Linked DNA regions of Homo sapiens: region 2 is linked to region 1. The links are chromatin loops, found by intact Hi-C in ENCODE. Cell type or tissue: Calu3. All regions are shown on one strand. Links, peaks and the distances in the headings refer to the core of each region. The heading gives the core; the rest is flanking DNA. Region 1 has its middle 110 kb from the start of TNIK. Region 2 has its middle 23 kb from the start of SLC2A2.

Region 1 (16,600 bases), core at 4,903-12,902:
CATTCATTCATTCACTACTATGCATTAAGCTTTGCCACTGTGCATGATACTGTAGGAGATGCAAAGATGAAAAAAGACACAGCTCCACTCCTTAACACCTAGTAGCAAGGGAGACAAACCAAGTTTACAAGCAAACATATTATATAATTTAATAAGAGCCCTAAGAGAAGTAAAGATAAATTATACATAAGTTTAAGAAAGGGGCCAAGCGCAGTGGCTCTGGCTGGGCACGGTGGGTCATGCCTGTAATCCCAGCACTTTAGGGGGCCAAGAGGGGTGGACCACTTGAGGTCAGGAGTTCGAGACCAGCCTGACCAACATGGTGAAACCCTGTCTTTACTAAAGCAATACAAAATTAGCTGCGCATGGTGGCATACATCTGTAATCCCAGCTACTTGGGAGGCTGAGACAGGGGAATCGCTTGAACCTAGGGAGGCGGAGGTTGCAGTGAGACAAGATCACACCATTGCACTCCAGCCTGGGCAACAAGAGTGAAACTCTGTCCAAAAAAAAGAAGAAGAAGAAGAGGGGGATTCTGTAGTTTGAATGTTCAAGGAAGACTCATGGAGGAGTCTTTGAGCTGGACCCTAAATGATGTGGTGGGATGAGTGAGAGGCAATTCCAGGCCCAGAGTGAGAAAGTTCAAATCTGTGGCAAACAGTAAGCAGTTTTGTAGACTTGAGTATAGGGTGCAAACAGGGAAGGGTAAGTATAAAATAAGATTAAAAATGAAAGTGGGATGTATAGTTTGGAGGATCTTGAATATCAAGCTAAGCAGTTGGAATTTTTTTCCAACAGTTGCATGGCAACATCAGAGCACAGAGCTGATATGGTATCAAAGGGTGACATGGATTGGAAGAAAATGAGGGATGAGAGGTGGGGAGGCTACTGGTGCAATGCAGGTAGGAGTTAACAGGGCCTGAAGTAGGACAATGACAGCCCAACTAGGAGGCAGAGGCAGAATTCTCAAAGCTTAGCAACAAACTGGATGGGGGGGCATGGAGCCAAGGATTTATGCCAATGACATTCTCTAGGTCAGTGGCTCTCAAGCATTAGCACATCAGAATCACTTGGAGGGCTTGTTAAAATGCAGATTGTGGGCCCCGCTCTCAGAATCTCTGATTCAGGTCTGGGGTGGAACTAAGAAATCAAATTCCAGCATGTTTCCAGGAGATGACAAGGTTGCTGGTCTAGGGACCACACTTTCAGGACTGCTGTTCCAGGTGCTCTGTGGCTCACCCTTGTGACTGAACAAAAGCAACCGCAAAGGGACAAGGAAGGCAGAAGAGGCAATATGCAACCAACACACGTGGATTGGAGGAGACTTTTCTTGTCCTTTAAATCTATAGGATACACAATGCCTGGGGCAAAAGGGCTCAGGTAAAAATGCTTACTGCATGCAAAGACATTTGTATTAACAGATAAGTCACAGCACAGAATGTCTCTCATTTAGGCTCCCTCCTCCATTTTTTTTTTTTTTTTTGAGACAGAGTCTCAAGAAACAGTCTCGCTCTGTTGCCCAAACTGGAGTGCAGTGGCTCAATCTCAGTTCACTGCAACCTCCATCTCCCAGGTTCAAGCAATTCTTCTGCCTCAGCCTCCCGAGTAGCTGGGACTACAGGCGGGTGCCACCATGCCCAGCTAATTTTTGTTTTTTAGCAGAGATGGGGTTTTACCATATTGGGCAGGCTGGTCTCGAACTCCTGACCTCGTGATCTGCCCACCTTGGCCTCCCAAAGTGCTGAGATCACAGGTGTGAGCCACTGCGCTCGGCTGCCCTCCCCCACTTTTTTCTTTCTTAAAAATATATAAGTCCTTGTCTTATGGGAAGGTTATAATGTAATGTTGAAATCAACAGCCCTGGGTTCAAATCCTGACTGTGCCCCTTGGGCCAATGACTTAACTTTTTGAAGTCTCAGTGATTCTATATTAAAATTGAGATAACAATGCCTAGTGAACAGTGTTGTGAGGAATAAATGTGGAAAGCACTTGGGACCCTGCCTGGCACATTGTGGGGCTCAGTGAATTTTGGTTTCCTCCCTACTCCAACCCTTCCAGTGGGAATGAAGAGGATGCATCCCCAGCGGAAAGCTGTGGAAACACGAGTTGGTCAAACAGCCCCTCAGGGACACCCAAGGCCCCACAGTCACCCTGTCATGTCTTTGGATTAAGCATCACCCTTTTATACCTCTCTTTACAAATGCCATCATGTTGAATCTCCAAAGAACATGGGAAAATTAGTTTGTCCGGTATTTTCTGCCTGCTGGGAAGGGATGGGACAGGGACTCAGAGGGCGGAGGCATGAAAACAAAGCAAAGTTTTGACTCCGGTGGAATTTTATTGTGATCAGGTGGGCCTGACCAGAGCAGCCATCCTTGCGGGTCTTGAGGCTTTGATCTTGGAGATAAGGCTTTTGTGAACCTCAGAGGATTTTCAGAGTAGCTATTGTGCCCCAGTAAAGAAATGAGCCGGTAAGCATTTTTTCTTTAACCAGATAAATCTGGTATCATAATATCCCCAGACACGAAAGCAGAATGCAGACTTGGCATTGAATCACAGAGGGAGGAACGTCTCAGACTGAGCCTGTGCCATGGGAACCTGATGGCAAACAGGGCCTGGAGCCCCCTGCCCCCAACATTCTGGAGAAAGGGTTTGGGAAAAGGACAGCCCCTTCAGTTCAACCAGATGCAGCAAGGAAGTGGGGGTAGATTGGAGGAGAGTGGGAACACACACAGGTGATTCTCCTGCTCTGGGTTGATCAAACCAAATATACAGGTTATAGGTTAGTGGGAAGGTGAAGACCCTATTCACCCATTTAATAGGGAGGTGGAGTGGGAGGGAAAGGTCTTTCCTTCCATGGTCCCCACCCAAACAGGCCAACGTATGGTTCTGTGATAGGTGCTAACAAGCCAACATTACTGAAGTATCTGCTTCATGTAGAGTCCATTGATTACTAATGAAGAGAAGCATCAATAGTTCAGGTCCACCAGGTTGCTGGCTGTTAACCCATATTCTTCGTTTTTTAAAAGTTTATTTACCACCCCAATCTTCCCACCCCAAGTTAAATCCAGTACAGATACAAAGGAATACTGTGCAACTAATATAAATGCCCTTGCAGAGGACTATTTAATGACAAGGAAAAAAATGTAGGTTACAAAAGCAGTATAGCCCCATTTTTATTTTAATGAATGAAAAAAGGCAAACATGTCTCAGGGGTCAACTCTGGTGGTGGAATTACAGATAATTTTATTTTCCTTTTCTTATCTGAGTTTTTGAAATTATTTACAAATAAACATATATTACCTGTAAGTAAAAAAGACAAAATTATTTAATTTAAATAAATATGTTCACTACAGGTCATGATACCCTTTTTTACTAAATATGAGTATGAGTAAATGTGAGTACACACTACATATAATTTTGCAATCTGCATGTAAGCATTGTCCATGTTATTAATAAGATCATAATTATTATTTTTAATGGCTGCATGGTATTTTATCATATAAAAAACCATGATTTTTTTCTCAATTTCCAATTGTTGGCTATTTATATTGTCTCCAATTATTATTATTATAAATAAGGCTGAAATCAATATTGTTTTAGCTTATTTAATTTTTCCATAGATTTCTTTGAAAATGTTAGCCACCTACTTATTTTACCTTACCTTCAACTGCCTTGGCAGGATTGAATTTCCATATACTCACACACCTGCATAAACATCTTTTTCTTTCTAACTGTATACCAATGAGCTTTTAGTGCATTTTTTTTTTAACAGGGTCCCTCTCTCACGCTGATATTTCTTGTAGGATTGTTAGTCATTCAAATTGCCAAGACAGTTGTCAATCACAAATTCGGGCTGTAGAGATCATCTAGTGCTATGTCCATTTACAGGGAGAAAGCCAAGGCCTGGAGAGGTGAAGCGACTCGCCCAAGGGGCTATCCAGCTACTTAGTGACCAAGCTGGAATGACAATTTGGAGAATATTTTCCAAAGGCTGGGAATTTTGAGGGAGGGTCACTAAATGGGAAACGATGGTAATATTTGGAGGGAACATTAAACAATGATAGAGCAGAAGGTAGGGAGAATGAAAAATAACTTAGCAGTAAGAAGGGGAGGGAGTAGAAAGATTGATAGGAGAGAGGAGGAGAGGCTGGATGAGGGAGGAGAGGATGAGAACTGAAACTAAGGACAACAATGTAAAGGGAAAAAGAAAAAGTGATTGAGGAAAATTCACACATTGAAATCCTTTATGGCAGGGTTTCTCAACCTTGGCACTATTGGCATTTTAGGCCAGACAATTCTTCCTTGTGGGGCTGTTCTGTGTAATACAAAATGTTGAGTAGCATCCCTGGCTTCTACCCACTAAATGCCAGTAGCATCCTCTTTCTTCCGCACCGCCCGCTGTGATGACCAAAAATGTCTCCAAACATTGCCAAATGTCCCCTCAGGGGCGAAGTCACCCAAATTGAGAACCACAGCTCTATGATATTGTTCTCCAATGATACTACTGGAGAATGATTTCTCCCATTCCTTAATACTGGAATGGAATCTAGACTATCTCCTGAAAGGCAGAATTGGAAGCAGAACATTTGAATGCAGTTTATAGATTGTAGGTCTCAAAACAGTGAGGTTGTGCTGAAAGGCAGGGAGGGAAAATGATTAAATAAAGCCCATTTTTCAGATAAAGAGAATGAGACAGGAAATACACAATTTGCGTCAGGCACTAAGATGAGTCAAAGAGAAACCAGTAAGAGACACATGAACTTAGTATTTGACTTTTTGAAAGAAGAAAAACAATTTTATCACCAACCCTCCCCAACTTCAATCCTGGATCTTTGTGAGAACAAGGAAGGGAATTGTTACTCTCCCTAGAAGCTGACAAAACATCAGGAATTGGAAGTTACATTTAGAAATGTTGCTTTTCAGTGAAGGACAAAAGTAGAGGATGGCAGGAGCTAGAGCTGCTGACTGAAGGAAAAAAATAGCCATTGTGGGCCCAACATTGAGACCCCGCCTTAGCTCCTCAAATCCTCCCATCATCTTTGAGGCAGGCCCTATTCTTCTTTTCTTCTTTTCTTCTTCTTCTTCTTCTTCTTCTTCTTCTTCTTCTTCTTCTTCTTCTTCTTCTTCTTCTTCTTCTTCTTTCTTCTTCTTCTTCTTCTTCCTTCTTCTTCTTCTTTTCTTCTTCTTCTTCTTTCTTCTTCTTTTCTTCTTCTTTTCTTCTTCTCTTCTTCTTCTTTTCTTCTCTTCTTCTTCTTTCTTCTTCTTCTCTTCTTCTTCTTCTGCTTTCTTCTTCTTCTTCTTCTTCCTTCTTCTTCCTTCTTCTTCCTTCTTCTTCCTTCTTCTTCTTCTTCTTCTTCTTCTTCTTCTTCTTCTTCTTCTTCTTCTTCTTCTTCTTCTTTTCTTCTCCTTCTCCTCGTCCTCCTTCTCCTTCTCCTTCTTCTTATTTTTTATTTTATTTATTTATTTTTTTGATGGAGTCTTGCTCTATTGCCAGGCTGGAGTGCAGTGGCTCAATCTTGGCTCACTACAACCTCCGCCTCCCGGGTTCAAGCAATTCTCATGCCTCAGCCTTCTGAGTAGCTGGGATTACAGGCACGCGCCACTACGCCCAGCTATTTTTTTTGTATTTTTAGTAGAGATGGGGTTTCACCGTGTTGGCCAGGATGGTCTCTATCTCCTGACCTCGTGGTCTGCCCGCCTAGGCCTCCCAAAGTGCTGGGATTTTTAATTTTAAGTTCTGTGCAGAACGTGCAGGTTTATTACGTAGGTGTACATGGAGGCAGGCCTTATTATTAACTACATTTGGCGGATGAGTAGCTGAGGGTCAGAAGTTGAGTGATTCGCCCAAGCTAAGTGATGAGGCCACAATTTCAAACCAGACCCACCTGATTCTCGAGGCAGGGCAGTAACCTCTGAGCACCCCTGCCTCTATGCCACGGACAGAGCCTGCTTCTGTAAGATTACCGCTCTGTCTCATTTTAGGGTACTTCCCAAGAAACTCCCTCAGTTCACCTCATCATGGGTACAGGTGAGAGGACTCGTCACTCACTGTGACAGAGGCATGCAGCCTGGAGGCTCCCCCTGGGGGTTTGCCCGGATCCTCACGGTGCAAGAACACTGACAAGATCCTGCCGTGGAGTTGGTCAAGATTTCCTGGAGTGCTACCAGAGGCCTATTCTGGGCTTGCACACACCCAGGCCCTCCCTCTGGGCCTCTCCTGCAGCATGGTGGCTGTCTCCCCACTGGCCCTCCAGAGCCATAGTGGCCCTGGTACAGGTGAGCTGTCTCCCCACTCCATCCTCCAGAGCCACACAGCCCTGGTACAGGTGGGCTGCTGTGACCCTGACATGGTGCTGTGGTTTCTTTCCTTCACAAGCACAATTAGGCAAGCCATCGCTGTCAGATTCATTTTATTTTTAAAAAACTTGTTTGGTATTGTATTTGGCATTTTAAAAGATGTTTTATGGTGTTACATTTTAAAAGCCAATTTGTTTTCACCGCAGGAAGGCCCTCAGGAGGGAAGAGCTGTTTTTTAAACTGTTCCCCTTGTACAAAAATATTTTCCAAGTTATTTAGATTTATAGTACAGATAATACTTGTCTCCCATTGGTCCAGGATAACAAGTAATAATAATAATAACAAATAGTGTAATCTGCTTAATCTGAACTATGCGCTCTTTTTTTTTTTTTCTTTTGAGACGGAGTCTCGCTCTGTCACTCAGGCTGGAGTACACTGGTGCGATCTCAGCTCACTGCAACCTCCACCTCCCAGGTTCAAGCAATTCTCCTGCCTCAGTCTCCTGAATAGCTGGGATTACACCCACACCACCATGCCTGGCTAATTTTTGTGTTTTTTTAGTAGAGACATGGTTTCACCATGTTGGTCAGGCTGGTCTCAAACTCCTGACCTCGTGATCCGCCCACCTCGGCCTCCCAAAGTGTTCGGATTACAGGTGTGAGCCACTGCGCCCCGCCATATGCACTCTTATATGTACATACACTATGCACTTTTACACTTTTATACATGAAGAAGTTGAGGCATAGAGAAGTGAAGCAACTAGTCCCAGGTCACACAACTGAGACCTGCAAAACCTTAAAAAAGAAGAGAGTGGAAATCTTTCAACCTGATTAAAAAGTATTCCTGCTTTCAACATAAGCTGCATATAACCAGTTCCAAGATTGCAGATTCACTTCTTCCTACAAATATGTATCGAAAACCTACTATGACTCCATTCACAGGAAGATGGTGCCTCAGTCAAGATAAGAATTCCCGGTCTATGATTTCAGCACTGGATACAGGCAGGCAGTATTATTTTAAAAAGTTTGCAGTATAAAAAAACTTCTCTCCTATTTATTGCCTCCACATGGCAATGTCCCTCCCATCTCTCTTTACAAGAGAAGGCAGCCAGGCACCTTTGTCTGTTTGTCTCATCACTCAACCCCCGACTTCCCCTCTCACTCCACACAACTGCATCCCCAAGTGCTGCCCTCAAGGCTGGGCCTAATGGGCACATGGAGTCCTTATCTTACTCATCTTCCCTGTGGCATTTGACACGCTTACCAACTTCCTATTCCTTGAAATTCCCTTTTATTGAAACTCTAACAACTTCCCAAGACTTCCTGAGGTCATCTTTTTCTCGTTCCCCTCCCACTCCTGGGATGCTCCTTCTTGTTCTCTTTCGTTATAATGACTTTCAAAACTGGGAACTTGAAGTGTACTTTGTGCAAATTAACTCACATGGTTTTGATGAACTGAATCAGCATCATACCCAGCGCAGGGATGGGAAATAGAGAGGAAGACCCACTGCGGGACTTCTGTTTGCCCACTGATTCAGTGAGAAGCCAGGATGCCAGGTCCAGCACAGCAATGAGTTTGATTGTGTTGATTGTGTCTCCTCCAGACATTCACTGTCAACTCTCAATGCAGAAACAGCTCATGAACTATATTTAGGAAGGACAGAGCCTGATGAGTGTGGAAAGACTGCAGGTTTGGGCACAGGGCTGGATTTAAAGGTCTAGACCTGTGAACACCACCTATTTTGTTGGCTGTTAATTTTAAGTGTATGTTTGTTCTAACAACAGGACCCTAGCTTCTGCTGGCCCTTAAGGGTTACAAGATTTTCCTCCTGGTGACAGATTGTTTGGCTACATCCCAAAAGATATAAAACTCCTTCCAGTCATCCCAGAATTAGGTCCATAGATTTCCAGTTATAGAAGAGAGCCATTCTGGGTAACACAGCAGATGTAAATTATGTGCCTGAATTGATTTTGCATTAATTTCTCGTAGGCTATTTTCATGCTGCTTAAATACCACTTTTTAAAGCCACTATGGTATTGTATTTTAAAAGCTGATTTGTTTCCACCACAGAAAGGGCTTCAGGAGGCAAGAGCTGTTTTTCAAACCCTTCCCCTTGTGCAAAATTACTTTCGCCAGTGAGGAATTTTCAGTAATGAGCTGTCTGTTTGCACAACTCTTCAGTGCATGTTTGCATGCTGCTTCTGTAAGCTTCCTTTTGCAAGACATATCATGAGACACAAACTTCAAGTTTCCTACTCCCTTGAGGGACCAGCCCTGCCACTCATTAGCTTAATATGGAAGCCCAGGGGCTCAGATAATAACACTTTATGTTCTTGCTGTACAGCAGGGCCAGTATGCTTTGTGCTGTGGACTCTTGGCTGTCCTGCTTGATCCAAATGCTTTTGGAAACCATCAGATAAAGGGCAAAAAGACAGTCTGTAAATCTATGGGGTTTTTGGTACAGAAATAGGGCTAGGCTCACATTGAACTCCTGAACATGATATCAAAGCTCTTATTACAACTTTTTATGCATGAACTTTCATATATATAAAACTGGACATCACATAGCAAAGTAATAGCACATCAGCTGTTCCTACCACTAACAGATGGCAGGAGCAGGCAGGGGAACTTCAGCTGAATTTCTTCACTGATGTGGCCATTGTTTGCTATGTTTGGGTGTTTGTTTGTTTTTTGAGACAGGGTCTCACTCTGTCACCCAGGCTGGAGTGCAGTGGCATGATCTCGGCTCACTCCAACCTCCACCTCCCAGGTTCAAGCAATTTTTCTACCTTAGCCTCTTGAGTAGCTGGGACTACAGGTATGTGCCACCACGCCTGGCTGATTTTTTGTATTTTTAGTAGAGACAGGGTTTTGCGATGTTGCCCAGGCTGCTCTCAAACTCCTGGCCTCAAGTGATCCGCCTGCCTTGGCCTCCCAATATTTGGCTTTCCTTTGATTTTACAAATGGCCTGACAAATCAACTCCCTCATCCCCACTTAAGTACTAAGAGTATTGAAAATGCAATTAAAAAGAAGGGTAAATTTTGATGGAAACTACAGTTTTCATAAAAGTGGAAAGAAATGGATGATGAATGGCTCAACAGGACAAAGAGGAAGCTACACAAAATTAAAAATTAAAAAATTATCAGTATAGCTGGAAGACTGGAACTGAAGTTGGATGTCTGTTATCCTGAGGTTAATTCAGGAGAAGGCTCTGGACTAAAAGACAATTGGACTGAGAACTCCCTTTAGGGATGTCACCTATTAAAGAAAGGTAATTTTGTACAAAGCTGCCGCATTTACCGTGAGGCTGCTCATTTTTAGATTCTAGCACCACCTAGAGGACAGAATGAGATAATTTCCATTCACCACTGAACCTAAGGAATCTTTCATCAATTAACCGTTTTTCAGTTTTCAAAACACTTAAATTTTAATATCTGATTTGATATCCAAATAATTGTCTTTGAGGTAGGAATTTCTACCTTTAGTGTACTGATAAAAAATCAATTTTTCCGCTGGCTTACTGTCCAAAGAATTTGATCAGTTTTTTATGTGATCAAAAATTATTATCCATGGATTATTTTTTAAACTTTATTTAGGTACAGTTTATATACTCTAAAATTAACTAATTTAAAGTGTGCAGTTCAATAGTTTTTGGTGAATTTACTGAGTTGTGCAACCATCCCCATAGTCCAGTTTTAGAACATTTTTATCCCCCCAACAAGATTCTTTTTTTTTTTTTTTTTGAGACAGGGTCTTGCTCTGTCACCCAGGATGGAGTGAAGTGGCATGATCTCGGCTCACTGCAACCTCCACCTCCCGGGTTCAAGCAATTCTCCTGCCTCAGCCTCTTGAGTAGCTAGTATTACAGCTAGTAGCTGGTATTACAGGCACCTGCCACCACGCCTGGCTAATTTTTGTATTTTTCAGTAGAGACAGGGTTTCGCCATGTTGGCCAGGCTGGTCTTGAACTCCTGACCTCAGGCGATCCTCTTGTGTTGGCTTTCCAAAGTGCTGGGATTACACTCATGAACCACTGTGCCAGCCAAGAGTCTCTCTTTTTTACAGTTAATCCCCATTCTCACCCAGCCCCATGAAGTCACCAGAGTTTTTTCTGTCTGCATAGATGTGCTTTTTCTTGGAATTTCATATAAATGGAATAATAAAATGTGTGGGGTTTTTTTGCATCTGGCTTCTTCACTTAGCATAATATTTTTGAGGTTTATCTGAGTTGCAGCATTTATCAGTATTTCATTCGTTTTGATTGCTGAGTAGTACTCCCTTGTATTGATATACCAATTATATTTGTCCATTCACCAGTTGATGAACATTTAGGTTGTTTCCAGTTTTTTGCTATTTTGAAAAATATTGCTATGAATATTTGCATGGAAGTTGTTTTTCTAAGTAAGAAACTTTAATTAGTAAACAGGGAAGTGAATAAAACATGTGGAAGAAGGGTGATTATATGAATTATGTGTATTGAGGAGAAAAAAATAGAATAAACAATCAGGAGATGCCTAAGGGAAAGGCATCTGGGTCCTGGGCCCCGGATTCAATGTGTACCCAGGAACCAAGGAGTTCTTGGTATCGTATTCTTCCAGAGACACAGAAGAAGCATGGGGAAAATTATTCAGGATTTGCTCTGATAGTTTAGCAGTATTTGATGACAGTTTTTAAGGTGTTTCTTAATGTTGGATCAATACAATATGTAGCCGATGCAGACCTTGGTAACACATCTGAGGTTGGAGATTGAAGTACCATTATGATCTCTCCCCATCATGAAGATAGAGGTGAAGGGGACATTTCAAAGTGAAAAATAAACTATGTGGTCAGATGCATTTGAGTCCAAATCCAGGCTCTGTTAATATCTATAAGGACTGCAAGGTCAAAGTTCTCATCAGTATCCCTGGAGGCCATGGTACCTATCTCACAAGGCTGTTGTGAGGATTTGCTAAGATGCTTTATGGAAAGCACTTAGCATATGGCCTGGCACACAGTGAGTTCTGATGTTATTTTTGTAAGATTGGATTGTGCTTGACAAACCCAGGAACAGTGACATTGACTTCTGTTATTCCTGAGAACCTTTTACATCATTTCATTGGATGTTTCTGGCCTGAGATTCTGGCAAAAAGAAGTATAAATTTTCTTCAGAGATGATAAAAATGTTTGTGTAAGTGGAACCTCATTAAAAAATATTGCTTGTCACCCAGAATGTTGTAGGCTGGTGGAAAGATTTAGTGCTAATCTCAAGGGAGTGGTTAGGACTTAGGGGGATCCACACTGGACCAATCAGCATGATAGGTTACTAACTCATTTTGCATATAAAAATGTTGTCTAGGACTCTACAGAATTCTCCCTATTAATGGATGACAGTCAGAGGTCCTTGGGTTTAATCAAAATTTAATACCTTGTGAGAGGAAATATGAAGAATACAAATGATCAGTAATAGACAATATGTCAAATGCAGTAATTGCCAATTTTAAAAAGTCTCCTTGTCAGCATATCTACCTTGATTTGTAGTTAGGAACACATGGCCAGAGCTGTATTAAGCCTCTGGGAAAACAAAGGAATGAGATACATATTCTGTTGCAAGAAAATATATCAGAGATTCAACAAAGCCATCATATCTAAAATAATAAAACAGCATGTTTAAAAATATTTAAATCAGGGAATTTCTCCCCCCCCCCCCCCCCATAAAACTGAAGGCTCCTACTTCATCTGGTGCAGGGCAGATGAATCTTCCATGAACTGCTTTTATATTCACCCAAGCAGTATATTAAGAAGGCTGAAGTCAGAATGAGTTCCAGAAATCTTTCTGTTGAGGAAAACCAGAATCTGAGGAAGGAGCAGTTATTAGATGTGCTTGTTTGTCACCAGAAGAATGCAAACAAAGAAATACAGATGAGTTCAGAGTGCTACAGATATCTTAGAGCAAACCAGATAACTATTGACTTGGTGCTATATACTGTAAGGGAATAGCAACCATGTTAGACATTTTGGTATACTGACTTATTGGCTCCAATTTTTATAGCCTTGTAGGCACAGCCATTACCATGTGGCTTTTGAATTCCTCCACTAGAGGCATTGATGTTGGGTTTGAATATTTTGCTTCCTGTGGCCAATAGGATGCGAGCAGAGTGACCATGTACCAGTTCCAGGCTTAATCCTTAAGAAGCATTTGTGTTTTCAGTTGCTGTCTTTGTTTCTGCCGTTGTTATGAGAAGAAAATACTCTGGTCAGCCTGGTGGTCTGAGGAGGAGGAAGAGAGACGCCACATGAAACAGTTCTGGAATCACGCTCAGCCTAGATCAGCTGACCTCTAGCCAACCCACAGATACGCAAGCAAGAATAAGGGATTGCTGTTGAAAGCTGCTGGATTTTGAAATTGTCAAGCGGCATTACTCTGACAATAGGCGGCTGACATAGATGGCTGTTTTATAGGGTTAGTTGAAAAAAAGACTGGGAGAACCTTAATCTAAGGACTATCAGGTCTTCATGGTCACATTTTTTCTGAACAATTGATAGAAAGTTAAATTTTCTACAGAAACAGGAGCATATACTATATCTAAAATTGATAGTCGGATTGTTTGGGAGCACTAACACAACAGGTTTTCCACTGATTTATATAGGGTTGGGAAAGAAACGTGCTCTGATTTTTGTTTTAGCTAATTAATGCTACCTCGTGCCACCCACTCTGAAAAAGCTCTTCTTCTTTTTATACCCATCCTCCTCAAATGTCAGAAGACTGGGAGTGGGACTGCTTGCCAGGTTTTTGTTTTCTTATTTGAAGTCCTCTCTTTGTAAATCTAGCTGGGAATCTCCACACTGTTTTCCATAGTGGTTGTACTAGTTTACATTCCCACCAACAGTGAAAAGTATTCCCTTTTCACCACATCCATGCCAACATCTATTTTATTTTTTAATTTTTTTATTATAGCCATTCTTGCAGGAGTAAGGTGGTCTTACCTTGTGGTTTTCATTTGCATCTTCCTGATCACGAGTGATTCTGAGCATTTTTTCCTATGTTTGTTTGCCATTTGTATATCTTCTTTTGAGAATTGTCTATTCATGTTCTTAGCCCACTTTTCGATAGGATGGTTTGGTTTTTTCTTGCTGATTTGTTTGAGTTCCTTGTGGATTCTGGATATTAGTCCTTTGTCGGATGCATAGTTTGTGAAGATTTTCTCCCATTCTGTGGGTTGTCTGTTTACTCTGATGATTATTTCTTTTGCTGTGCAGAAGCTTTTTAGTTTAATCAAATCCCATCTATTCATCATTGTTTTTGTTGTATTTGCTTTTAGGTTCTTTGTCATGAAGTCTTTGCCTAAGCCAATGTCTAGGAGGGTTTTTCTGATGTTATCTTCTAGAATTTTTATGGTTTCAGGTCTTAGACTTAAGTCGTTGATCCATCTTGAGTTGACTTTTGTATAAGGTGAGAGATGAGGATCCTGTTTCATTCTCCTACATGTGGCTTGCCAATTATCCCAGCACCATTTGTTTTGTGTCCTTTCTCCACTTTATGTCTTTGTTTGCTTTATCGAATATCAGTTGGCTGTAAGTATTTGGCTTTATTTCTGGGTTCTCTATTCTTTTCCATTGTTCTATATGCCTATTTTTATATCACTACCATGCTGTTTTGGTGACTATAGCCTTTTTGTTTTTGTTCTTGTTTTTGAGACCGGGTCTCACTCTGTCACTTAGGATGGAGTGAAGTGGTACGATGTTAGCTCACTGCAATCTCCACCACCCAGGTTCAAGTGATTTTCATGCCTTGGCCACCGGAGTAGCTGGGATTAAAGGCATGTGCCACTATGCCTGGCTAATTTTTGTAATTTTTTTAGTAGAGACAGGGTTTCACCATGTTGGTGAGGCTGGTCTTGAACTCCTGGTCTCAAGCGATCCACCTGCCTCAGCCTCCCAAAGTTCTGGGATTACAGGCATGTGCCACTGTGCCTGGCTGACTATAGCCTTATAATATAGTTTGAAGTTGGGTAATGTGATTCTTCCAGATTTGTTCTTTGTCCTTAGTCTCCCTTTGGCTATGAGGGCTCTTTTTTGGCTCTATATGAATTTTAGGATTCTTTTTTCTAGATCTTTGAAGAATGATGGTGGTATTTTGATGGTAATTGCATTGAATTTGTAAATTGCTTTTGGCAGTATGGTCATTTTCACAATATTGATTCTACCCAACCATGAGCATGGGACGTGTTTCCATTTGTTTGTGTCATTTATGATTTCTTTCAGCAGTGTTTTGTACTTTTCCTTGTAGAGGTTGTTCACCTCCTTGGTAGGTATATTCCTAAGTATTCCTTAAAGAACTAAAAGTAGATTTACCATTCCATCCAGCAATCTCACTACTGGGTATCTACCCAGAGGAAAAAGTCATTATATAAAAAAGATATTTGCACACACGTTTATAGCAGCACAATTCACAATTGCAAAAATATGAAACCAGCCCATGTGAAAATATGGAACCAGCCCAAATGCCCATCATTCAACAAGTGGATAAAGAAAATGTGATATGTGTGTGTGTGTGTGTGTGTGTGTGTGTGTGTGTGTGTGTGTGTACACCCACACATGGAATACTACTCAGCCATAAAAAGGAATGAAAAAATGGCATTCACAGCAACCTGGATGGAATTGGAGACCATTATTCTAAGTGAAGTAACTCAGGACTGGAAAACCCAACATCATATGTTGTCACTCATAAGTGGAAGTGAAGCTATGAGGACACAAAGGCATAAGAATGATACAATGTGCTTTGGAGACTGGAAAGGGTTGGGAGGTGAGATATAAAAGACTACACATTGAGTACAGTGTATACTGCTCAGATGATGGGTGCACCAAAATCTAGAAATCACTACTAAAGAACTATTCCATGTAATCAAACACCACCTGTTCCCCAAAAACCTATTGAAATGAAAAACAAAATAAAATATAAACAAATAACTGGTTTTTTTGCTGCATTAATTTTCATTTGTTAGCCTTGTGGAAGAAGTCTGGAGTACCCCCTAAGAATTGGCAAGGCCTTCTGGCTTACAGCAAGAGGGGAGACAGTGTGAGAGGTAAATAGGCAGCCCAGCAATCCCTGGTAGAGTTGATTGGACACAGGAATTGGGACAAAGACTAAAGCCAGGTCTGAGTTGGAACTCTACCATTCCTAGTTGCTTTGTAAGGCCAGCACTTCCAACTGCTATCCCATATATCTAATTCCATCATCTAATGTAACTAACAGACCCTGTAATTTTGATTCTGAAAGTGTTATAAGAATGTTGGAAAGACAGGAAAACATAAAGAAGAAAAATAAAAGCAGAAATAAGACCGCCACCTAGAGATAAGCTCTCCTAACATTTTGCTATCTGATATGGTTTGGCTCTGTGTCCCTACCCAAATCTCATGTTGAATTTTAATTTCCAATGTTGGGGTAGGGACTTGCTAGGAGGTGATTAGATTATGGAGGCAGATTTCTCCCTTGCTGTTCTCATGATAGTGAGTGAGTTCTCATGCGATCTGATGGTTTAAAAGTGTGTGGCATTTCCCCCTTCACTCTGTCTCTTGCTATGCCATGCAAAAAAGGTGCTTGCTTCCCCTTTGCCCTTCCACCACGATTGTAAGTTTCCTGAGGCCTCCCCAACTATGCTTCCTGTACAGCCTATGGAACTGTGAGTTGGTTAAACCTCTTTTCTTCATAAATTACCCAGCCTCAGGTAGTTCTTTATAACAGTATGAGAATGGACTAATACACTATCTATCTTTAATTCTAATCTTTTTTTTTCTCCTTGGGAAGTATATATTTCTCAAACAAAGTTGATTTTTAAATAAAAGTTATGATTCCCTAAGGTGTATTTTAAAAGGTGGTTAAAAGGCATTCTGTGACAAAAAGAATTCAGTGGTCCACTAATTTGAAAAACACTATATTTTATGTCCCCCTTTCATGGATTAATAATCTCATAATTATATTAAGGTTCTGGAAATATTTATAGTAAAGAAATTTTTAAATCCCAAATTTTATTACCTACAAAACACTAATTTTTTTTATAGAAACCTACTAAAATATTGTGGGACTCCATAGACTACCTACTTGGAAACACTGGTTTAAGATGTTTATCTCTTTTAATTTATCTTGCCTGGTGGTTGGTGAGTCCTTTTCATTTATAGACTCAGATCTTTCTTTGGATTGGGAAAGTTTTCTTCTGTTATTTCTTTGGCTGTGGCTTCTGCTCTTTTTGTAGAATTAATATAATTATATGGGATCTCCTGAAATTTTTGCATATCTCAGCTTCATTTTCATTGTCATCTAA
Region 2 (16,600 bases), core at 3,982-11,981, 520 kb before region 1:
TCTTTGTTACTTTTTTTTTTTTGAGATGGAGTCTTGCTCTGTCACCCAGGCTAGAGTACAGTGGCACACTCTGGGCTCACTGCAATCTCCGCTTCCCAGGTTCAAGTGATTCTCCTGCCTCAGCCTCCCGAGTAGCTAGGACTACAGGCATGTGCCACCATGCCTGGCTAATTTTTTATAGTTTTAGTAGAGATGGGGTTTTACCGATGGTCTCAATCTCCTGACCTCATGATCTGCCTGCCTCGGCCTCCCAAAATGCTGGGATTACAGGTGTGGGCCTTCCAAAGTGCTGGGATTACAGATGTGAGCCATTGGGTCCGGCCAATTAGATAGATCCTGATTTCTTAGAGTAGATCTTAGGGATAAATAAGCCAATAACAACTAAAGCGTGAGCTTTGATGTGTAGACTTGAGGGATAGGATTTGGTAAAGAGAAGATAACTTGTCTGACAGTAGTGTGAATGTGAGTTGGGTGGGGCACTGGGTGGAAGGGGAGAGAGAAAGGACACCAAAAAGAATGGAGGTTGGGTCTCTGGGAGAGCCTGCTGATGCTGGCATATTGTTTCGTGTAGGTGACACTCTGGGACTTATACTGACCTCTTGGAGTTCCCCCAGCAGCGAACCTTGGTAGGGGTCCAGGGAGGTGAAGTTGTGGTCCGAGAGCATCATGAGCTGTATCTCTAGCCACATCCATGCAGTGGGGAGCCTGCTAGAACCTTAGAGTGTCCTGTGCTGGAACTAAGAGGGGAGAACATGGAGCTGGTTGTTGATACCAATTCTGTCTGTGGCCCCCAATAAATAGGCCTGTTTCCTTTATTTCTTCCCCCCTGCCCCACCTCATTTTAAACTTACCTAGAATTGAGTCAATTCATTGGAACTATGTAGGTGGATTACTAAGGAATTCATGGATTCTTCTGGCTATCTTAGTGGTCACCTGGACAGACTCAGACAATAGAAGGTGACTAAACCCGATTTACATAAGAGGCCCCTGAGATCTCTCTTTCTCTCTTTTTAAAGCAATCTGGTGATTTTAATGTATGTAAATCTACTTTAATAAAAATTAAATAATTATTAATGTTTTGAAGGCTTAAATGGGAGGTTATATCTTATAGACAAAATAAAAATAAACAAGTGAAAACATTTAGAAAATGAGAAATCCAGGAGCTGTAATATGTGAATAATACAATAATAGATGCAGAATGCAAAGACAGAATATAAAGAGAAGTGATGATTACAGCAAGGGAAAAATAAGGAAATAAAAAGACTTGACTCTTCTTTACTCTAAGGAACAACATGCATCTCCGGATATAAAAGTATTTTCTGAGTCTTATGCTGGCTGGCTGGCTTGCTGGCTTGCTGAATGAATGCATATATACTTATATACATACATACACAGAAGACACAAACCTAAGGCTGATCTGGTAAATGATGCAAATCCAAATTAAGAAATTAAGTCTTATAATGTTCTATATAAAGAGGGCATATTACATGGGAAGAGAAGCAAGAAAATTTTTTCTCCCCCATGGTCTCAGTGTAGCTTTATTGAAAATTAAGTCACAAATTACAACACTCATTGGGGAAGATTTGCCTTCCTCTCAATTACAGTTAATAGAAGAAAATTAATGTAGCAATTAATGTGGCCTTTATTAAGGGCCACAGCTTAATAAAGGTTTGCTATTCCTGTGTTTAAACTCTTGGGCCATAACTTACATAAGAAACACACAAAAAATAGATTGCTTAACATTTTAAGCGTTCTAGTTATTTTCACACATGCCATATTTATTGAAAAGGACAGAATACATTGAATTTTACAGTATATTAAACTTCATCTAATTTGAACGTAAGACTGGCAAAATAAATGACCAACTTCTGAAACAGAAATTACTATTTGATTAGTGCCATTACAGAGCTGCTGGCATTTTATCATGTTCTTTTAAAAAAAATGTAGTAAGAACACTTAACAGGAGGTCAATCCTCTTAACAAATTTTTCAGTGTACACTACATTATTGTTGACTATAGATTCTGTGGGCCCTCTTGAGCACATCCCAAAGGCAGACCTCTGTCCACCAGGTGCAAGGCAAAGGAAGCAACCCTGGTCTCTGCGACTGTCATGGAAAGGGGTGGTGACTCCAGCTTTCCACTGACCCACTGTGGGGCTACAGGTACCAGATGGAAAACTACCTAATAGCTTATATATGAGTAGGTGCCGTTCCTACCTTTTAATTACTTCTCCTTTCCAAAATATTTACTTCATTTTAATAGCAAATTAAACACAAATACATGAGGCCATTCTCACTGGGAAAATTTTATAAAGTACAGATAAAACTAAAATGAACCTCTGTTGCCCCCTTGACAAGATGCATCCTCAGAGGTCATCTCTGTTTTTGGTTTGGTGAGTATGTTTCCAATTCACCATCCTCTTTGAACTTTCTGGACTTGTTTCACTGGTTTCTGTTATGATGAGGTTTTTATTTCATTACTTCACAAGAAGCTTCCTATTAGTTTGCTCTTCTCAGTACGCCATGAAGTCTGTATACAAGTGATGTCCAATTCCTCAGTCCAAGCTCAGATGTCTGAATACCCTTTCCCAGCACCCTTGCTTGTTTAAGAGACAGCATGAGAAAAAGATCAGCTGTGTTACTCCTTCTTCCAGGCCAGATGATTCTGGTTGACTCCCTTACCTTGTGGACTATGGCTTTGGAAAGGAAGAAGTGTACCCTTCTTAGAATGGTTTTATATCTCTTCTGAACCCAAAGCATCTTGTAAAATGGAGTTCATATTCACGAGGGTTTGGAGCACTAGACTAGGGTCAAGAGACCTGGTTTTGTCCTCCCTCTGCAAGGGTTGGGCTATTTGATTATGGGAAAGTCTTGCTTAACCACTCTGCTCTTTATCTGTAAAACAAAGTAAATAATCTCTAAGTGTCCTCACTTGCAAAATGGGGATAGCATCTGATTCATGGGATTGCTGTGAGGATTAAATATGATAGTGGGGATATATTGCTTAGGACAAAGCCCAGCACATAGTAATTACCTGTAAATATCAGCTGTTATTGTTTTTCTGCTCTGTTTCCATGATTCTTTGTTCTTAATTTAACATCCTCTCCAAAAATTAATATGGGGTCCTGTGACCCTCTGGGGTGACTAGCCAGGCGACCTCTACTATTTTTTTTTTTTTTTTGTCCTGGAGCTTATGATATTTGGCAATAAAGGCAGTTTTCATTAAAGGAGCTAGGGGCCACTTACTGAGTGGTCAGTCCCCTGGATTTGTACTATTATGTCGTGGAGGTTTGACAATCTGTGGCAAATTCCTTTGACACGTGTATCTATGGCAGTGTTTCAGCAAACACTGTCCTAATTAAGTAATCACAGGGCGGTTCAATCTAAATTGAATGGTGCTGCTTCATGCAGAAAATTTTTGTTTGCAATACTTGAGTCATCTCAGTTTAAATTAAATCTATTAAGATTCTCTGTCTAACCATTTTTCAAACTCCTGACCTCGTGATCCGCCTGCCTCGGCCTCCCGAAGTGCTGGGATTACAGGCATGAACCACCACGCCCGGCCTCTAACCATTTTTCAATCAAATGTGCCGAAATGACCACAAGTGCTCTGCAGGTCATCTTTCTGAGTTTGTGTGTCTTTAATGTCTGTGGGTTAATCATTTTCAGATAGTGTTTGTGCTATTTTCCACCACTGCCTTCTATACCAGTTACTGCTGATTTGCAGGGTGCTGAGGGAGGCTTATGAAGTTGACATAAAAAGTGGGATCGAAGATCATGAGGTTATTGTTGAGGTTTAACAAACAATGTTGGTCCATGTTGTTGACCAATAGGTCACCAATAAAAGAAGCAGTGTCAGGGAGAAGCGATTCTTGTGTTAGCTGTTTGTCAGACACAGAGGAGTTCCAGGAATGTACTGTAACAAGCAGATGGTGCAACTCGGTGGTGGACAAGTTGTTGACTCAGGCATTCTGGCTCTTTTCAGAGACATTGAGAGTCAGTGGCAAGACTAGTAAAAGTAAGACAAAATAGAATTTCCCTCTCCCTTACACCTTAAAGTCACCTCCTCTGTTGGAGCAGAGCAAGTGGATTTGATCAAGTACTTTGTGGTGGATGGTGGGGAGAGGAAGCAGTCCTTTCCTTTTTTTCAGTGATTCAAATTAGAGTAAAAAATTGGCCAGGCGCGGTGGCTCATGCCTGTAATCCCAGTACTTTGGGATGCCGAGACGGGCGGATCACGACGTCAGGAGATGGAGACTATCCTGGCTAATACGGTGAAACCCCATCTCTACTAAAAATACAAAAAAAAAAATTAGCCAGGCGTGGTAGTGGGCACCTGTAGTCCCAGCTACTCGGGAGGCTGAGGCAGGAGAATGGCGTGAACCCTGGAGGCGGAGCTTGCAGTGAGCCGAGACTGTGCCACTGCACTCCAGCCTGGGCAACAGAGTGAAACTCCGTTTCAAAAAAAAAAAAAAAAAAAAAAAAAAATGAAGGCCACTTGGGGCTGTGGTCTCTGAGCGCTCTAAGTTCCTTGTAGATATGCAATGTTGTGCTTTCAGGATAGTAAAAGAACACAGCAAGGGTAAGGGGGTAGGTCTGTGGCTTTATGCTAAAGGGCAAAGAAAAAGAAATATTCTAGGCCGGGCGCAGTGGCTCACGCCTGTAATCCCAGCACTTTGGGAGGCCGAGGCGGGCGGATCACGAGGTCAGGAGATCGAGACCATCCTGGCTAACATGGTGAAACCCCATCTCTACTAAAAATATAAAAAGTTAGTCCGGCGTGGTGGCAGGCGCCTGTAGTCCCAGCTACTCGGGAAGCTGAGGCAGGAGAATGGCGTGAACCCGGGAGGCGGAGCTTGCAGTGAGCTGAGATTGCGCCCCTGCACTCCAGCCTGGGCGACAGAGCGAGACTCTGTCTCAAAAAAAAAAAAAAAATTCTGAGTGTTCCCATAGGTAAGTATCTGTAGTGACATTCTATTCTAGTTCATCTGTGGTGATTATAGCCCCAGCCAGGACACAGCCCTAACATTAAAGCATACCTGATCTTTCGTTCCCTTGACAGAGCACCCAACCTAACTCATGCAGTGTCCTTACAGATTTCTTGCTAAGTGAAAATTCACGTAGCATTATAATCCATTAATTTGCTACTGCAGAGCCAGCTCTGACAAGGAGATAACTGCTCCAGATGCCAAAGCACTGAAAGATTGTTGTTTGAAAAGTTTATTGGGTAATGAAATAGAAAAGCATCTCAAATGCCAGATGCACAAGGTAATGTTTTGTCTGATTGTCATTGTTAACTCCCGCTAGGGCTATAGTTGGAATGTTAGTGGGAATGTAGGACGAATAAACAGGTTAGGGAAGAAACCATGGCTTTGCCACAGAAACTTGATAGGTTAGGCTAAATTTGAGTCTAAAGATGGGTGTTCTTTCATTGAGGTACAGTTATATTGATTTATAGATTATATATATTGATTTATATATTGCTTTTTTTTAACCATTAAAGCTTAAGGAAGCAGTTCAATACAGGTCAAAATGTATATAATAGGAATATAAACACAAAAGTACCAGATGGAAATATGCATCAAACAACAGACAGCCAATAAAAAGTAATTTGGCTTTTTAAAAAGGGGAAGAAGGGACAGTATGATTATGAGTGTTGAGAGTGGCATAGGCAACAAGTGTATGGGTGTATATCTATATCTATAATCTATTTTTCTCTCTAGATATATATTGTACATTAGTTAAACAGGGGTGTCCAATCTTTTGGCTTCCCTGGGCCACATTGGAAGAATAATTGTCTTGGGCCACACATAATATACACTAATGATAGCTGATGAGCTAAAAAAAAAATCGCAAAAAAAAAAATAATGTTTTAAGAAAGTTTATGAATTTGTGTTGGGCGGCATTCGAAGCCATTCGGGGCTGCAGGTGGGACAAGCTTGTTTTAAAACTAACAATGATATTCTTTTTACGTAAGTATTTTCTAAACTTTCCCTTGGATTTTATGGGCATATTATAAGAACAACTATGTACGAAGTTTACAAAGATCTGATCTGGAAACACAGCACAATTGTGAGGCAGGCAGGAATGATCTCATTACCCCTACTTTAGAAAGAAGAAAACAGATGCTTGGAGAGCGATTTGTTTAGGGTCATCAAGCTCTGACTTAAGATTTTATTCTTCCATATATTTCAGGAATAATGTCCCACTTCTTAACTTTCTCTTTTTCACTTTATTTTCACCTTTTCTTTTAGTTAAAGGCCAAGGAACAGCCTTTCCCAGGGTGCTGTCACTGACATTTACACCCTTGATTTTAATGTCTTAGGGACTAAATGCTCTTTGGTGAGATGCTATTCAGGTTTTCTTTATTTCAAAGAAGAGTCATTATTCTTCATCCAGTCATTATTATTGGAGTAGTTCAGTAGAAAAAACACTAGACTGGTAATCAAAAGAGCCGGCTTCTTATTTAGATTCCACAACTCCCCAACCCAAGTTCTTGAGCAAGTTATTTCTCTCCTAGTCTCCATGTCTCCATTCATAAAAGGAAGCAGTTAAACAGGATGAGCTCTAAATTAAAATTAAAATTAGGGAGAAAAAATTTAAAATATGATGAAAAATAATTAGCATACCTGATTAAAGCATAATTAGAACATGCAAGGAATAGATAAAACCAATGAAACAAACCAAAAACTTAAGAGTAAAAAAGAACTTAAGTATAGATTAAAAACTTATAGATAGGGTGGGTGCGGTGGCTCATGCCTGTGATCCTAGCACTTTGGGAGGCAGAGGTGGGTGGATCGCCTGAGGTCAGGAGTTTGAGAGCAGCCTGGCCAACATGGCAAAGCCCCGTCTCTACAAAAATTAGCCGGGCATGGTGGCAAGTGCCTGTAATCCCAGCTACTCAGGAGGCTGAGGCAGGAGAATCGCTTGAACCCGGGGGACGGAGGTTGCAGTGAGCCAAGATCGTGCTGCTTCACTCCAGTCTGGGTCTAAGGGCGAAACTCCGTCTCAAAAACAACAACAACAACAACAACAACAACAACAAAAACTTATAGATAAAATGTGAATAAAAAGAGGAAAAGGGTTAAAAACAGGTAACATACAAAGGTGAGTTGAGAAATTTAAGCATAAAATACTCAAAGAATAAGGAAAGTGAAGTATGAAGAATTCAAAGTCACAAAGAAGTAGGAATTGACAGCTATCAAATAAGAGAGAAAGGCAAAAGCAAGTGCAAAACAGTAAATAGCTAAGCCAAAAGAAATCAGAAGAAGACATGTATAAAAAATAAGTGTTAGTAAATAAGTAGTAATAAATTTTATCTCAACCTAAGACTAAGAGACAATAAAAAGGATGGTAAAAATAAATGTTTGAAAATCAAAAGGGGGTAAACATGAAAAAAGAAAAACAGTTAAAAGCAATATAAGTAAGCAAAGTATATGAAAATAAGGCAGAAATGATAGCAATAAAATGTGCCTTTCAGGGAGGTTTTTTTTTTTTTTTAAAGATATTTCAAGAAAAAAAGAAGAAAATGATCTGCCTACAAGAGCAAGTAGGTGTCATGTGTCCTTAGCAGTCTTCTGAGCAGAGGTAACATGTTGCAGTATAGAATCTCTGAGGAAACTCAGGCCTGTGATGGACAGCAGAGCTCCCAGCTGCCAGGAGGGGTGTGCCCCGCAGGATGAAGCCCATCCAGGAGGTTTAAGTGTAGATGAGGAGCAAAGTCAGTGGGCCAGATGGCCCCAGTGGCTGGTCCAGCAGACTCTAGCCTTTCTTCTAAAAGCACTACTTGGGACAAACGATGGCCACTAAGATGCCTGTACAACATGAGAAAGAGGTGGTTGTTTGGACACACTTTTGATGTCTATATAGGCTGGAAAAATGCAGAATTGTTCAGAGCAGAAGGAAAAACTCCAGACGTGTAGTCTTCCTTCAAATTTGTGATTGCGGGTTGTCTAGGACTGTGGGCATCAAAATGACATTCCTGCTCACAGCAGGATGGGGATGGTCGAGAAGTTTGCCTTAGTAACAAGCACTCAGGTGATTCGTATGATCAGAAAAGTTTAGGTTAGTAGGACCACACAATAGCTTCATGCATCAAAGCCGAGGTTCAGTAAGGACATTTGAAGGATTAGTTCTACAGGAAGCAACTAAAAAGATGTCCAGAATTATATGCACGAAATGATTCACTCACGGGGAAAGAAGTTGGGGAGTGGGGGTGAGGTGGGGAGCTACCATACCAACATATGGTAATTTTGGCCATTCCTAACAAATGGTGTTACAAACGTTGCCCACCAGAGGTCAGGCCCGGCTGAATCAGGAAAGCCCTGTGGCATATGTCAGGAGGTTGGGCATAGGAGTCAAGAGAGAATGCTATACGTTGTTCAATTGAGTTTAAGCCTGAGGATACCTCTGTGCTTGAGGCTTTACATGGCAAACTGAAACCTGGTTTTGTACATAGATTGACTGAAGGCCTATCTTAGGAATATACTCTTGTAACACGTGGCTGAATCTTAGGCAATCACAGCAGTTTAATTTCAACTGATTGGCCACCAGCTGATTCAAGTAAGGAAAAACACTTGGTAAGCTGTCACTGTTGTTTTCTGTCCATAATGTCATCTGACCAGTTTGCAGGCCCAGAGTTCTTTGAACCTGTTCTGGTCTTGAGTGAGGGCTGCCCAATTCTAAAACTGATAATGAAAGCCAATTAAGATCTTTAAACTAAATTTGTTGTAATGTTGTCTTTTGACAACATTCATGTAGTCAAATTTCCTGCTCCACTAGCACTTTCTCTAGCCATATTGAATGATTTCCCATTTCTGTACCCACATGCTCTTCCACTCCTCTGTGCCATTGTTCAAGTCTCTCCCTCAGGCTGGAAAGCCTCTCTCTTTTTTTTCCTCTCCCAATGTCTTATGAAGGCCATATCCCTTCATTTTTGTCCCATGCAATCCTTGAAATCCTCTATCAAATGACTGACTCTGTTCTTTGTCATTATCTCTGTTCATGTCTCCTGCCTTCCTCATGTCCCCTGCAACCTAGGGAGATCGTTTCTCCATCACCTCTTTCTGCCTCAGCATCCAGTATGAGGCCTGTTATAGAATAGACAGCTGATAGATAAATGGCTACTTTGCTTTCCTTCACGTAGATAGTACATACTGCTTTAGTGGCTCCTCAGAAGCCAGATTATAGCTGCCTCAAATGTTTTAAAAAATAAGATGGCATATAAACAGGTAAAAAAAAAAATACGATGATGATATTGAATTCTCTGACATCTAAAGGTGATAAGGGCAGCCATATTAAAATGAGCTGAAACAATGACCATTAACATGTTATCCACATTAAAACGTTGCCATAAAACACAACCAAAACAAAAAGGGGATTCTCAGGGAAAATATTGACAGTTAAAAATTTTCCAAACCATGGTCTAAGACCAGGGATTGGGTGATATATCAAGAGGTCCAACACCCCATCTGTATACCAGGCATTGTTTGTAGCCTAAATAAATGATTCATATGTATAGTAATTATTTTAAAAATGAATGTGGCTTATAAAATGCAGCTTTATTTAAAACTGTTACTAAACTTTTTGTTGCTTTTCTGTTTCTGAGGTAGATAGGAGGTGAACTCATCATACTTTTAAAAATTGGGAATGAATTCTTTTGGTAAATGAGGTGACTAGGATGCAGTTAGCTTATGACTTCTGAGTTTCGCTGTGTCGTCTGTTTCACAGCATATCCACTGTGATGGCACTAAAGCCTATAGAGCTTTCTTAAATTCCACTTACTTGATGAAGCCAGCAAAATAAATATAAATCATGGACATTAGGCAGGGTGTCTGCTTTGTTTCCAGTGCTGGGTGATGCTCTTGGGTTTTTTCCTATCAATTTTTGAGATGGGCAGTATATTTCTATACTGAAATAAGGTCTGGACTTTTGTAAAAGTTCTCTACAGCAGTTGTTACCATATATTTTTAGATGTTACTAGCTAGGAAAAATTTCAACAAGAAAACTGAAGTCTCCACCACTGATATGGTTTGGCTGTGTCCCCACCCAAGTCTCATCTTGAATTCCCATGTGTTGTGGGAGGGACCTGATGGGAGGTGATTGAATCATGGGGACAGGTCTTTTTTGTACTGTTCTTTTGATAGTGAATAAGTCTCACAAAATCTGATGGTTTTAAAATGGGAGTTTCCCTGCACAAGCTCTCTTCTCTTGTCTGCTGCCACGTGAGATGTGCCTTTTGCCTTCTGCTATGATTGTGAGGCCTCCCTAGCCATCTGGAACTGTAAGTCCAATAAACTTCTTTCTTTTGTAAATTGCCCAGTCTTGTGTATGTCTTTATCAGCAGCGTAAAAATGGACTAATAGAATAAATTGGTACCAGTAGAGTGGGGTACTGCTGAAAAGATACCCCAAAATGTGGAAGTGAGTTTGGAATTGGGTAACAGGCAGAGGTTGGCACAGTTTGGAGGGGCTCAGAAGACAGGAACATGTGGGAAAGTTTGGAACTTCCTAGATACTTGTTGAATGGCTTTGACCAAAATGCTGATAATGATATGGACAATGAAATCCAGGCTGAGGTGGTCTCAGATGGAGATGAGGAACTTGTTGGGAACTGGAACAAAGGTGACTTGTTGTTTTAGCAAAGAGACTGGCAGCATTTTGCCCCTGTCCTAGAGATTTGTGGAACTTTGAATTTGACTGAGATGATTTAGGGTATTTGGCTAAGCAGCAAAGCATTCAAGAGATGACATGGGTGCTGTTAAAGGCATTGAGTTTTAAAAGGAAACAGAGCATAGATGTTCAGAAAATTTGCAGCCTGACAATGCAATAGAAAAGAAAATCCCATTTTCTGAGGAGAAATTCAAGCCCGCTGCAGAAATTTGCCTAAGTAATGAGAAGCCAAATGTCAATCCCCAAGACAATGGGGAAAATGTCTCCAGGGCATGTCAGAGACCTTTGGGGCAGCCCTTCTTATCACAGGCCCAGAGATTTAGGAGGAAAATATAGTTTTGTGGGCCAGGCCAAGGGTCCCTCTGCTGTGTGCAGTCTAGGGACTTGGTGCCCTTCGTCTTGTGACTAAAAGAGGCCAAAGTACAGCTTGGGCTGTTACTTCAGAGGTTGGAAGCCCCAAGCCTTGGCAGCTTCCATGTGGTGTTGAGCCTGTGGGCACACAGAAGTCAACAGTTGAGGTTTGAAATCCACCTAGATTTCAGAGGATATAAGGAAACACCTGGATGCCCAGGCAGAAGTTTGCTGCAGGGGTGCGGCTGTCATGGAGAACCTCTGCTAGGGCAGCGTGGGAGGGAAATGTGGGGTCAGAGCCCCCACAGAGTCCTTACTGGGGCACCACCTAGTGGAGCTGTGAGAAGAGGGCCACCATCCTCCAGACCCCAGAATGGTAGATCAACCAATAGATTGCACTGTGCGCCTGGAAAAGCCACAGACACTCAATGCCAGCCCATGAAAGCAGCTGGGAGGGAGGCTGGACCCTGCACAACTACAGGAGTGGAGCTGCCTAAGATCATGGGAACCCACCTCTTGCATCAGCATGACCTGGTTGTGAGACATGGAGTCAAATGACATCATTTTGGAGCTTTAAGATTTGACTGCCCTGCTGGGTTTTGGACTTGCATGGGACCTGTAGCCCCTTTGTTTTGGTCAATTTCTCCCATTTGGAATGACTGTATTTACCCAATGCCTGTACCCCCATTGCATCTAGGAAGTAACTAACTTGCTTTTGATTTTACAGGCTCATAGGTGGAAGGGACTTGCCTTGTTTCACATGAGACTTTGGACTGTGGACTTTTGAGTTAATGCTGACTTAAGACTTTGGGGAACTGTTGGGAAGGCATGATTTGTTTTGAAATGTGAGGACATGAGATTTGGGAAGGGCCTGGTGCAGAATGATATGGTTTGGCTGTGTCCCCACCCAGATTTCATCTTGAATTCCTATGTGTCCTGGAAGGGACCTGGTGGGAAGGGAATGAATCGTGAGGGCAGGTCTTTCCTGTGCTGTTCTCGTGATAGTAAGTCTCTCAAAATCTGATGCTTTTAAAAATGGGAGTTTCCCTGCACAAGCTCTCTTCTCTTGTCTGTTGCCATGTGAGACGTGCCTTTCACCTTGCACCATGATTGTGAGGCCTCCCCAGCCACGTGGAACTGTAAGTCCAATAAACCTCTTTCTTTTGTAAATTGTCCGGTCTCGGGTATGTCTTTATCAGTAGTAATGAAATGGACTAATAATACACCCACTCAACCCCAAATCTTGTGAAGAACAACAAAACTGTCAACTTTTAATTTTGCCAAACTAGAGCATTTAATAAAATAGCCATTTATTATCAGCATCAGCTCTCAAATACATTGTAACACTAAAATGAGGGCACACCATCTCCAAATAAGACGATCTTTAAATGAGCTTTTATACAAAACTCACTATGCTGTCCTTTTTGGTCATTTTTCCTTGGACTAATGATAACTTTGGCCTGAGCTGGCTAGGCTTCCAATTATGAATGTGGCTATTCTAGTGAGAAGGAATGAGATGGGGGAAGAGTATCAAGTTGACCTGAAGGCTATGCTGTTTCTTTCTGCTCCAGTGATGCCTTCTAGCTCTAAATCCTTCAATTTTTCAACTGCCATCTCTCTTATTAAATGGGTTTAATAATAAAAGATAACCTGAGATCCATGGAGCACTGGGTACAGTGCTGAAAATGTTCATCAGACCGTGATGCTGCTGATCCCTGCCCTCATGACTATGGGTAAATTAACATTGAACTTTGGACATGAAGATGACTAATTTTTGGAGGGAGATAACCCTATATCAAATTGTTATTGTCATAGAACATGGATTTAGTTGCTTATGAAAATATAAAAACATGTATTTAAGCTGTTGAGTTACAATTTTAAAGAAAACCAACACCCTAAAATATTTTTTTTCACATATAGAGAACTCACTTTGAAAATGTTTTTGTATCTTAACTGGAGTTTGTGATAATCTAGATTGTTCACAATGACTGTGACACCTTGTCCCATTTCTTAGCATCTTTTTCATATTTTCCATCTATCCCTGAAACTAATGTCCTGCATTTTTCAACAGGACCTCAGGAATCTGTAACTAAGCACCATGGAACTCCAAAATGCTTTTGGTCCTGGAAAGGTGAAGACCTTGATCCTAGCTATTTAGCATGAATTACACACTATCCTTAATCTCAACAGATTTGTGAAAAGACACAAAAAGTAATGAGGACCAAAAAAAAAATTCTTTCACTGTTATATTGCTTCATATGACATCATTTTGTTATCTTCCTTCTTTATTTTTTAAAAAGATTTATTAAGTGAGCAGGAAAATACATGATTGAACAAATGGAAACTACAGGGTGTGCCCTTTACAAGACTGAGTGAAACAACAGATTAATCAGAAGGCATGTGTCAATTTTCTACAATGAAACTTCATGCAACATTCAGTGGAGCTGAATATATACAGATGTTAGAGGCTTCCCAGGGAGGCAGAATTGTTGTCCTTGGAAGATTGTTAAGACCCAAATGTCATTAGGCTGTCTTCAAGCTGCATTTGGCAGGAGGATACTTTCACTGTTGTTTATTTCTTGTTTCAGAAAAAAAAAATTGTTTTTTTAAACATTTAGACCAGAAAACAAAATTCAGAATCCCCACCCACATCCAATAACTGCATTTATTGCAATGCCAATAGCTTAAAATGGATCATTATCTGTAAAAATGTAAGAGTTTTGAAATACTGCTTTTCTCATGGTTCTATATGACAGCCCTTCTTACGTTCCTGCAACTTGGCCTGTTAGGATGATTCATGGAGCAAGAAAGTATAGCCAGGGTCATAGCCCGGTGTCTTCCATCCACAATAGCCTTCCAGGAAAGAAAATCTGTAGGGTTTTCTATTTTCTATATGACATAAAACCTATGCTTTTATGATATAAACTTTGGAGACAGTGTTTTTTTTTTTTTGAAACTGAAATTAATCATATAGTTTTTTACCCTTTAAAAAATTCCAAAGCTCTGTTATTATTTTCATTCATTCTTTCATCCAACAGATATTTACTGAGTGACTAATATTTGCCAAGCATTCTTCAAAGCACTGGAGACGGACCAGTAAGCAAAGTATATGGTGATAAGTACTGTGAAAGGCAATGAAGCAGAAAATGAGTGGGGGGATGAGAAGTTATTTGACACAGGTCTCTGACAGTACAGGAATATTTGTACAGAGACCTGAAGGGAGGGAGTCAGCTATGTAGGCATATGGGGGAAGTTTTGAGACTGAGAGACAGCAAGGACAAAGACTCTGAGACAGAACATGCTTTGAGGGTGTTCTGGGTGAAGGAAGGAGGCCAGTGTGACTTTAGCAAAGTGACAAAAGAAATAGATGAGGTCAGAGAAGTGGCAGTGGCGGCTGAGGTGGGGCCAAAAGTAGGACAGATTATCACAATGCCCTTCTAGGCCACTGTAAGGATGTTGACATTCCAGGTGAGATGGGAAGGCATTGAGGGACTAGCAGAAAAGTAGCATAACCTGGAATATGTTTTAACACCATCATATCAGGCAAGAAGTGGCTTGGACCCAGAGTGGATTGTGGATATATTCTGAAACTAGGGAAAACAGGATTAAAAAAGAAATGGATTCGATGTGGTATGTGAAAGTGAAAAATAAAGGATAACGAGATTTTCTGGTGTGAAGGAATAGAGCTGCCATTTACTGGCACAGGGAGGATTGCAATGGGAGTTCAGTAGTACCCCCTTATCTGAGGGGGAGTTTGAAGACCCACTGTGGATGCCAGAAACTGTGGATAATACTGAACCCTATACATACTATTTTTTTTCCTATCTATACATACTTCTGATAAAGTTTAATGTATAAATTAGGCACAGTACTCTTGCACTTTGGGGCCATTAAGTAAAATAAGGGTTACTTGAACACACGCACTGTGATACCATGACAGTCTATCTGATAACCAAGATGGCTACAAAGTGACTAAGGGGAAGGTGATGTTTACAGCATCGATACGCTGGACAAAGGGATGATTCATGTCCTGAGTGGGGTGTAGCAGGATGGAGCAAGACTGCATTACACTATTCATAACGGTGCACAATTTAAAACTTAGGAATTATTTCTGGAATTTTCAATTTAATATTTTTAGACTGCAGATAATCGCAGGTAACTAAAACCAAGGAAAATGAAACCATGAATAAGAGGAATACTGTGTATTGATTGGTGAACATGTCAAGTTTGAGATGCCAATGACACATCCAAATGAAGGTGCTTCATAGGAAATTAGTTAAATTGTATGCCAGTTTTATTTGGCATTCAGGGAAGAGGTTGGGTCTGGAGATTAAAATGTGGGTGTTGTAAGTGTATAGTTTTTAAAGCCCCAGGACTGGGAGAGATCACTTAGAGGGGGATGCCTAGGACTGGGGCACTCCAAGAAGTCAGCCAAGGAGATTGAGAAGCAGTGGCCAGGAAGGTGAGAGAACATGAGAAAGATGCCCCAGAACTGAGAAAGCATTTCAAGAAGGAAGTAATTATTAACTATGTCAAAGACTGCAGATAACTCAAGCAGCATGAAGCCAGAGACCTAACCATTGCATTTGAAAGCATGGAGGTCGCTGGTGTCCTTAGCAAGAGCTGCTGTGGTAGAGATGAAAGCCTGATTTGAGTTGGTTCAAAAGACCAAGGGAGGAGAGAAATTTAGGACAGTAAGTATACACAGTTCCCCCTAGAGAGTTTTTCTGTGAAGAGAAACAGATAAATAAGATGGTAGTTACGTTACCGAAACACTAGGTTTGGTCTAGGTCCTGCTGCTTGCCACACAGAAAGCCAATCACTGAGATGACAAGTATTGCCAAGAAAGTAGGCTTTGGTTTGGTCGGGTGCTGCGGCCAAGGAGATGGGAGCTTAGTCTCAAATCCATCTCCCTGACTGACCAAAACTAGGCATTTATATAGCAGGGAAGAAATGTAACAATGTGTAAGAAAACAGGAACTAAGGAGGGGCAAGAAGGCATCTGGTGCTATGATCTGTTGAGTTCCAGTTCTTTGATACTTTTTTGAGAGGCCTGAAGGAAAACAAATACAAGTTTCAAGCTTTAACAGCAAAAGGGTCAGTTTCTATGTTTATCCAAAAACAACTGTCTATGGGACTATTGGGCCGTTTCAGTTAGACAGGGTAATGGGGCCAAGGAGGGTGTTGAAGACCGGAGATACTGCAGCATACAGAACACAGCGAGATACACTGCAGAATACAATTAAACTCAAAATACAGTGAAATAGAATAGGGGATGCAGAAGAGAGGATTCGGTTTCTGGGGCAATGATCTTTATTTGGTGAGGTTGAATGGGATTTACCTAGAGCAAATAAGAATTGTCTGCTATCACTTAAGGAGCTGATGTAGTAATTAGCAATGATAAGTTTCACTGGTCAAGATCAGGGAACCAAGAAGCCAGGGTATTTGTAGGACTGTCTTAAGTGGATATTGAAATAATCAAGAATGATGACAGGGTGGTGGTAAAGAGAGCAACAGTGAGCCAAAACCTAAAATTCTTGAGCAATGAGAAGGAGTAAAAGAGGGTAATGTAGGGACTTG

Evidence for each region. A loop is a pair of places that touch in the nucleus more often than their neighbours do. Peaks named below come from ENCODE experiments on the same cell type or tissue, not always from the same donor. Only the 100,000 strongest peaks of a DNase experiment are listed, where the experiment ranks them.
Region 2: it touches region 1 in a loop (13-fold over the local background); 87 of 110 quality-filtered maps call a loop at or near these places.

The regions. Positions count from the first base shown.
Region 1 is chr3:171,557,386-171,573,985 of GRCh38, forward strand. No RefSeq gene overlaps it. Among named protein-coding and RNA genes, the nearest start is that of TNIK, 110 kb to the left of the region's middle. In Calu3, for the core only: a CTCF peak has its summit at 9,643 (motif pointing left); DNase peaks (open chromatin) are centred at 6,086 and 9,616.
Region 2 is chr3:171,041,721-171,058,320 of GRCh38, forward strand. No RefSeq gene overlaps it. Among named protein-coding and RNA genes, the nearest start is that of SLC2A2, 23 kb to the left of the region's middle. RefSeq lists a silencer at 8,226-8,435. In Calu3, for the core only: a CTCF peak has its summit at 8,290 (motif pointing right); a DNase peak (open chromatin) is centred at 8,301.